Linked DNA regions of Homo sapiens: region 1 is linked to region 2. A link is an interaction called in ENCODE POLR2A ChIA-PET data of the cell type or tissue named here. Cell type or tissue: OCI-LY7. All regions are shown on one strand.

The links. ChIA-PET counts read pairs that join two places held together with the same protein. Peaks named below come from ENCODE experiments on the same cell type or tissue, not always from the same donor. Only the 100,000 strongest peaks of a DNase experiment are listed, where the experiment ranks them.
Region 1: POLR2A ChIA-PET joins it to region 2 with 5 read pairs; 2 of 35 experiments call an interaction of 5 or more read pairs at or near these places.

The regions. Positions count from the first base shown.
Region 1 is chr1:173,248,628-173,252,627 of GRCh38, reverse strand. All of the region lies in intron 2 of LOC100506023 (a long non-coding RNA gene), which reads left to right. It also overlaps a transcript of TNFSF4 not described here. Among named protein-coding and RNA genes, the nearest start is that of TNFSF4, 43 kb to the right of the region's middle. In OCI-LY7, no CTCF peak of the experiment used is centred here; no DNase peak of the experiment used is centred here.
Region 2 is chr1:173,018,538-173,022,537 of GRCh38, reverse strand. No RefSeq gene overlaps it. Among named protein-coding and RNA genes, the nearest start is that of TNFSF18, 30 kb to the left of the region's middle. In OCI-LY7, no CTCF peak of the experiment used is centred here; a DNase peak (open chromatin) is centred at 1,957; H3K4me3 peaks cover 940 bases; H3K27ac peaks cover 2,346 bases.

The DNA of each region.
Region 1 (4,000 bases), 230 kb before region 2:
CAAGCCAACCTGCAGTAAATATAGACATTGAGAAATTTCCTATGCAAGGCAAGTAAACGTTCTTCCAACCTAGATTCAGGGCAGAAGTGCAGTGAGTATGTAACCATTTAATATCTAGTATTGCACAGATAATTATCTCAAAGGAAGAGAAAAATGGTGGAAAGGCTCCTTAAGGAATTCCCTATATTTAATTTCAGCAAATAATTATGTATTTTAATAATTTCAACAATCAGAGCTTCACATCTCTGATTAGATTTGTATGAAGATTATATGAAGCTATATCAAGAGATCCAAAATTAAGCTGTTAAGCGTTCTTCCAACATAATTATTGAAAATTGGACTTACCTTGTAAGATAGACTTTCTGGAAGACTTTATTTTTTCCCTCCCTCCTTTCTTTTCTATTTTTCTTTCTATCATGAGAGTTGAGGACTGGAACTATTATAAAAAGTGGAAGAATCAGTATTTTGACAGTATTATCTATTAACATAAAACATTTGATCTAGTTAGCCAACTAAAACCATCTATTAACATAAAACATTTGATCTAGTTAGCCAACTAAAACCATCTATTAACATAAAACATTTGATCTAGTTAGCCAACTAAAACCTGCCTAAAATTCAAGCCACACAATAACAGGGCATTTACCTTATTTTCCAATCATAATTCTCTGTCTTCTAGAAAGGACTTCAACAAAGGACACGTTCCTGTGTTTCTTTCCAGGGAAAATAGGTTGCCATATAGGGTAGGCACAAATCCTTATAATGGCAATTGACACAGGGGCCTTAGTCTTAAGCATTGACTCCTCCACAGTAGTGTCATTGTAAAAACCACAAAAATGATCACAATAACCATAAGAACTAACACTTATTGACAATTTCCCAGGTACTCTGCTGTGTCCTTTATATGTATTTTCCCTTTTAATCCTTAGAATACCTCTATGGGATAGAAACTGTTACCATCCCTATTGTACATATAAGGAAAATAACACTTAGATTAAATAACTATTGCAAGGTCACACAGCTGCAAGGGCTAGAACTGGGACTGAAACCATGTCTTCCTCACATACCCTCCCCCTGGCCCCTTTCAGACATCTTGAGGGCCCACCTTGGTCAGCCCTTCCCACATGTGAGATTGCCTCATCTATTCACCAAATAGGTATTGAGTACTATGTGCTAGGCACTGTCATAGAAAATGGGGGTTCAATAATGAACAAGATCAGTCTCTGCTATCAAGGGGCTCAAAGATTAATTCAATTTCCCTTCAATTTTTTCTGTAACAAGATTTCTTTTCAGATTTCTTTCTTGGGCAATTAACAAGAAGTGAAAATTTAGATGCCTGTACAGAACCTGCAGTTAAATGGTGTGAAGTATGCCAGGCAAAGGTAGAATTCTGGGAGCAAAGCTGTTTTTATTTTGACCAAATGCACACATCTGCCTAGTTTTTGCCATATTAAACACCTGGCGGCTTTATAGTATCTATGGACTGTATTTGTGCCTTCATTTTCAAACGTTTCCAAACCTAAGTGTTCATCAGAATCACCTGTAGGGCTTAAGACAGACTGCTTAGCCCCATCCCCAGTTTCTGATTCAATAGGTCTTAGGTGGGGCCTCAGAATTTGCATATCTAACAAGTTCCCAGGTGACATGGATGGTGCTGATGTGGGGACTACATTTTGAGAAACATTGTCAGGCCACCTATGCATAATTTTAGTCTTCCTATTATATTAGTTATATTATTTCTGGTGAGATTCCTAAGGAGTTTAGTCTCTCAATAGACATTTGATCTTAAAAGCCCCAGATCTCATACTACTTCTCTCCCTTCAATCCTCCAAAAAATATTTATTGAGATCTGTGTTAAGAAACTGGAGAGGCCGGGCGCGGTGGCTCACGCCTGTAATCCCAGCACTTTGGGAGGCCGAGGTGGGCGGATCACGAGGTCAGAAGATCGAGACCATCCTGGCTAACATGGTGAAACCCCGTCTCTACTAAAAATACAAAAACTTAGCCGGGCGTGGTGGCAGTCGCCTGTAGTCCCAGCTACTCGGGAGGCTGAGGCAGGAGAATGGCGTGAACCCGGGAGGCGGAGCTTGCAGTGAGCCAAGATGGCGCCACTGCACTCCAGCCCGGGTGACAGAGCGAGACTCCGTCTCAAAAAAAAAAAAAACAAAAAAACAAAAAATGAAACTGGAGATACTGAAATGAATAAGACAGTATGGCTGGTAGCTTTGTACATATAAGACATGATTTTCTGTCTCTTAACCTCTATTTCTATATTCTCTTTCAGTATAATCTGTTCAATTTATTGAAATTTGTTTCAGGGTGATGAGCTAAATTATAAGTTAAACTAAGAATTCACCTACATTTTATTAATGTGTTAAATGGTAAAATTAATGAAAACCTTTAAAAGTTTTCATAGAACAAATAAAAATAAACAAGTAGATTAAAATAAAGATCTCAATTTAGTCACTAGATGCCGTATATATAGGATAGTTAGCTATCGAATGGCTTCTCAGGTGCACTGACGAACAGGGAGTATGCTCAGCACTAAATTTTCTTTGGAAAAGTACACATTTGAAGATTTAAGAGGTTCAGGAACTTTTTTTTTTATTTTAAGTTCAGAGGTACATTTGCAGAATGTGCAGGTTTGTTACATAGGTAAACATGTGCCATGGGGGGAAATAGAACATATTATTCTTATGAGTTATCAGTATGACTACCATCGATACTGCCAGTATCACCCAATATTTATTAAGTGTTGACTGTGTGTCAAGAACTATGGTTCGTGTTAATGATGCATTATCTCTTCCTGCTCACGAACTCTGTGAAGCAGGTACTATTATTATCTCCATTTTTACTAAGGCTTTAGGCAGATTTAATACTAAGTGTTGGTACTGAGTGTAGTCTTGCTGCTAAAGGCAGGAAGCTGTGGTGTCCTGGCACATGAACTGTTAATATACTGTGTGCTTGGGAATTAGGTAGACTTAGGCTATTTTCCAGAAGTCATGAGTGCCCTGCCCAGGTCCACCCACTGACTTCACAGCCCAGCTGAGTTTTGCCCTTTTCTTGTGTCCTCCCACCCTGTGGTGTACTGGGTGTGGCACTGCTAAAAGAATGACATCACAAGGAACAGAACACTTAGCTCTACCAGAGTGTAGCTTTCTAAGAGACACTAAGAGTATAGCTTTCCCTTGCTATGATATTGTAGAAATTGAATGGACAGTTTTATTTTTGGATAGTTCCCTCAAGCTTGCATTTTGTTAATATGAGAGATGTCCTCAGAGACTAACAAAGATCTTTTCCCTGATATCTAGGTCAACTTTTCGGCATTCACAAGTCCTCTTGTTGCTTTAAAATGTATCTCAATTTTGATATGTTCAAAACTGAGCTTACCTCTTTCTGCCTCTGCAAACCTGCTCACTCTCTAGTATTTTCCACCTTGAAGAATGGTCCTGTCATGAATTCAGTTGTCCCAGCCAGAAACTCATCCTTAACTCTGGTCTTCTCCCTATCCCTCCCTTCTACTTAATTAAGTCTTGTCGACTCTACTTCCTAAAAGATCATCCACTGTTTCCCCAACCTGCGTATTTACCTTTCTTACCTTCTTTCCTTTAGTTGGCTACTCATTCATCTTTTATTCATGTTGTTGTCAAAGTAAAACTTCTAAAACTTAAATTATTATGTCATGTTCTTACTTAAAATCCCATTAATGAAAACCTTTAAAAGTTTTCATAGAACAAATAAAAAATAATCAAGTAGATTAAAATAAAGAGCTCAATTTAGCCACTAGATGCCGTATATATAGGATAGTTAGCTATCGAATGGCTTCTCAGGTGCACTGACGAACAGGGAGTATGCTCAGCATACTTTGGCAGCTTTCCATTGCTGTTACCATAAGCTCCAAATTTGTAACATGACTTACAAGATATTTCATGTGTCTGGCTCCCGCCTGCCTCTCTTGTCTTTTCTCTACCCACTTATAATCCCACCATGATTAATTTTC
Region 2 (4,000 bases):
TGTATTGTATTAGGTGGAATTATGACCTTATTATTGTCTTTATTTAGAAATTAAATATGGTGTAAGGGTATGCCTATGGATGCCAAGTTGACAAGGGATGAATTTGTTATGGCTAATTTTGTGTCAACTTGACTGGACAAAGGGATGCCCAGGTAGCTGGTAAAACATTTCTGGGTGTGTCTTTGAAGGTGTTTCTGGAAGAGATTAGTACTTGAATGAGTAGACTGGATAAAGATCTGCCCTTACCAATGAAGGTGGGCATCATGCAATCACCTGAAGGCCTGAATAGAACAAAAAGGAGGAGGAAGGATGAATTTGCTCTCTCTCTTCTTGAGTTAGGACATCCATCTTCTCTTGCCCTCAGACATCAGAGCTCCTGGTTCTTGCCTTTGGATTCCAGGACTTACACCAGCACCCACTATCCTTACCCCAGTTCTTAGACCCTTTGCCTTGGACTAAGAGTTATACTATCAGCTCCCTGGTTCTTAGGTCTTTGGACTTGGACTGAATTATACCACTGGCTTTTCTGGTCCTCCATATTAGAACTTCTTAGCCTTCATAATTTTGTAAGCCAATTTCTACCCTATCTATCTATCATCTGTCTATCTATCTATCTATCTATCTATCTATCTATCTATCTATCTATCTAATCTCCTACTGATTCTGTTTCTCTGGATAATCTTGACTAATACATACAGGAAGAAACTCCATTGAACTGTTTCTGATGCATAAGGCCCATGTACATTTTTGTCCTTGGATTATGCAAGAATTATTGTACCTTTATGACAGATCGTTTTTTCCACTCATTTAGCTTAAGTTGGTTTCTATTAATTGTAATCAGAATCTTAACCAGTATAGTGATTGATTGAAAGTGAGGGATAAAGAAGAGGAAGAACCTTCTTAGACATATTGAGGAAGATGGTGATGTTTTTATGGTGGGGAATATGCAAGGAGGAATTGGAGAAAATTTAGTGTGGATGAGATAATGTGTTTAGGTTTATAAAGGTATAGTTTCAGATGTTTGCAGAATATCCAAGTGGGCTTTACCAGTATGCAGCTGGAACTCAGGAGGAGTTGCATGAGATGGGATGAATATTTAAAAGTCAACAGCCTTCTGGGTGAAGTCACTGACAAGGATAAAATCGCTATAGAGAGTGGGTAAAGTGAAAATGGGGCAAATGACTGAGACGTGGGGATCACCAACATTTGAAGACAGGCAAAGGAAGGAAATCCTGTAAAGGAGCAACCAGGGACAAATGACATTAACTGGAAGAAAATAATAGGTCCACAGAAACAGACAGTGAGAGATTAAGAATAAAGGAGTGGTCAACAATGTTAGAGGCTCCAAGAAGTCAAATACTAAGAGGATTGAACATTGCTAATTGGATTTTGCTGGTAGATAATTTTTGACAACATAAACAAGATCATTTTCTGTGACATCTGGGGGCATAATCCAGATATCAATGATTAAAGAACAAATGGGAAGTATAATTACTAGATAAGGAGAAATGGAAGATGAGACAAAAAAATTACACTACTCTTTGTAGAAACTTGGTTGTAGGAAAAAAAAAAAGAATTGTGGAGTGGTAGAGAGCAGGTAACCTCAGGGGTAAGGGAGAAAAAAGGCATATGCCTGGAAAGCCAGGTATTAATGTTTGGTCAGGGCATCCTCTTCCCAGCAGAGTGCTGGAGACACACAGTGTGATCCATGTCCTTGTGCAACAAAATGAGCTGGACAAATCTAATTACTTTTCTTGGTAATTTGATCTAGAACTTAGGAAAAAAACGTACCATTTTCCAGTGAAGAAGAAGTGAAATGATGCCATGGAATTGTTGATAGGCTGGAAAAATAAAGCTGATGTGAGGGGAAAGCAAGGGCTGTCATATGAATAGGAGAGAGAGAGAGGAAGAGACCACGTAGCTTTTCGAAAGAAAAAGTTTAAAACAGTCAACGCTCGGGGCTGCTTTAGTTTCTGACATAATTTCAGTTCCTGTTTCAGGCCTTGTAAATCCTTTTAACAAACCACCCTTTTTCCTTGATTTAGTATAAATGGGTCATTTTTCTTTCAATAAAATGAGCTACTTAACTATTTTTAATTCTATAACTTGTCTTTTTAAGACATTTAAAACAATCTGTTATTTTCTAGGCTATATCACCTCTGGGGAGGCAATTGTGTGCTGTCGTTAGGAGAATGGGCTTAGATGTAGACAGGCTTGTTTAAATCTTGACTCTGCTATTTATATTTTGTGTGAGCTTGAGCAATTTGTGTGCCTTCTCTGGGGATAGGTGTTCTTATGTGTCAAGGGAGGATAATTAATTCTACTGTACAGAGTAGTTTAAGGATTAAAGTAAAATAATACACAGAAAAAACTTAGTTCAGTGTTTGGCACATAGAAAGAGCTCAATAGGGCCGGGTGCGGTGGCTCACCCCTGTAATCCCAGCACTTTGGGAGGCCGAGGCAGGTGGATCACCAGGTCAGGAAATTGAGACCATCTTGGCTAACACGGTGAAATCCCGTCTCTACTAAAAATACAAAAAAACAAAATTAGCCAGGCGTGGTGGCGGGCACCTGTAGTCCCAGCTACTTGGGAGGCTGAGGCAGGAGAATGGCATGAATCCAGGAGGCGGAGCTTGCAGTGAGCCGAGATCACACCACTGCACTCCAGCCTGGGCAACAGAGCGAGACTCTGTCTCAAAAAAAAAAAAAAAATGCTTGATAGATGCTGATTTTCAAAATATTTTTATCAGTTTACAACTAGCTATTTTAGGTAGCTTTTTCTCTGTTTATCTTAAATTTGTTTCTTTTTTAGCTTCAATGAGTTCCTTCTAGCAACCAAGTATATAATTAGTTTCTTCACGCTCTATGAATTTGCATCTTGTATGTTTGCATGGTGCTTGAAAAGATAAATGTTGAAAAGCTTGAATCTCTATGACTTGTTCTATTAATAGTTGCCTTTTATTATATTGTCTCTAGAAATACAGAATTGGAGGTTATATTTTACTTAAACTACAAAAATAATGATGAAACATTTGGATGTATTTTATATAAAGAAAATATGGAATTATTCATTCATTCATGAATTTTTTTCACTGCACATATATTTATTAAGGTTTTTCTATGTACAAAGCACAGGTAGGCACCAAAGATGATGTGAAGATTTCTAAGATATTGTGACTTCCTCAAGAAGCTACATCTGCTAGGATAGACAGACTGATTCAAATCAGAACTATGGAGTTGAAAATATTTTAAATAAAGAAAATTAATCCCTAATCTCTCATTTACAAATGGGGAAGCTGAGACACAGTGAGGTTAAGGGAATGCAGGAATTGGAATCTGGATTGCTCAAATCCTTGCCCAGTTCTTTTCCCACTAGCTCATCCAATACTGTAAAGAAAGAAGCAAGTGCGATGATAAGCAGAGGACTATAGTAAAGAAATATAACAAACTCTAGCTAAATGGGAGAAAGAGGAGGCATTTTAGTCTTTGTGTGATAAAAGAGTAGCAGGTGAGGATGCAATATGAGCAAGAACACAGAAGGGTGGCAGAGAGTGTATGTAGTCCCATGGCCTGGTGAAGATGACATGTGGAGATATGAAATGGGAACCAACACTGGGCAACAGGAGGCCAAATCCCAAGCTGCTAGAAGGCTAGCCCAAGGAATCTCTGCTTTCCTATTCAGGAACTTTTAAGTTATTTTAGAAGTTTATGGCTTGATCGGACCTGTTTCAAAGAAAGTAACTCTGGTGGTGTGATGAAAGATGAGTGGGAGAGACAGAGCAAGACCACCTAAGAAGCTATGGAGATAGGCTAGGAGGATCATGGTCTACAGAGCAGAAGCAATGGAGAGGAGGAGAGCTCTGCCAGAGGAGCAGGAGTAAGAAAACATGGATCTCGAGCAACAGGTATGGTTCTGAGAATAATGGTCTGAATCATAACTAAAACAAATGCTTCAATATTGTAGCTTTTTAAAATCGACAAATGGATAAAATTATTTTCA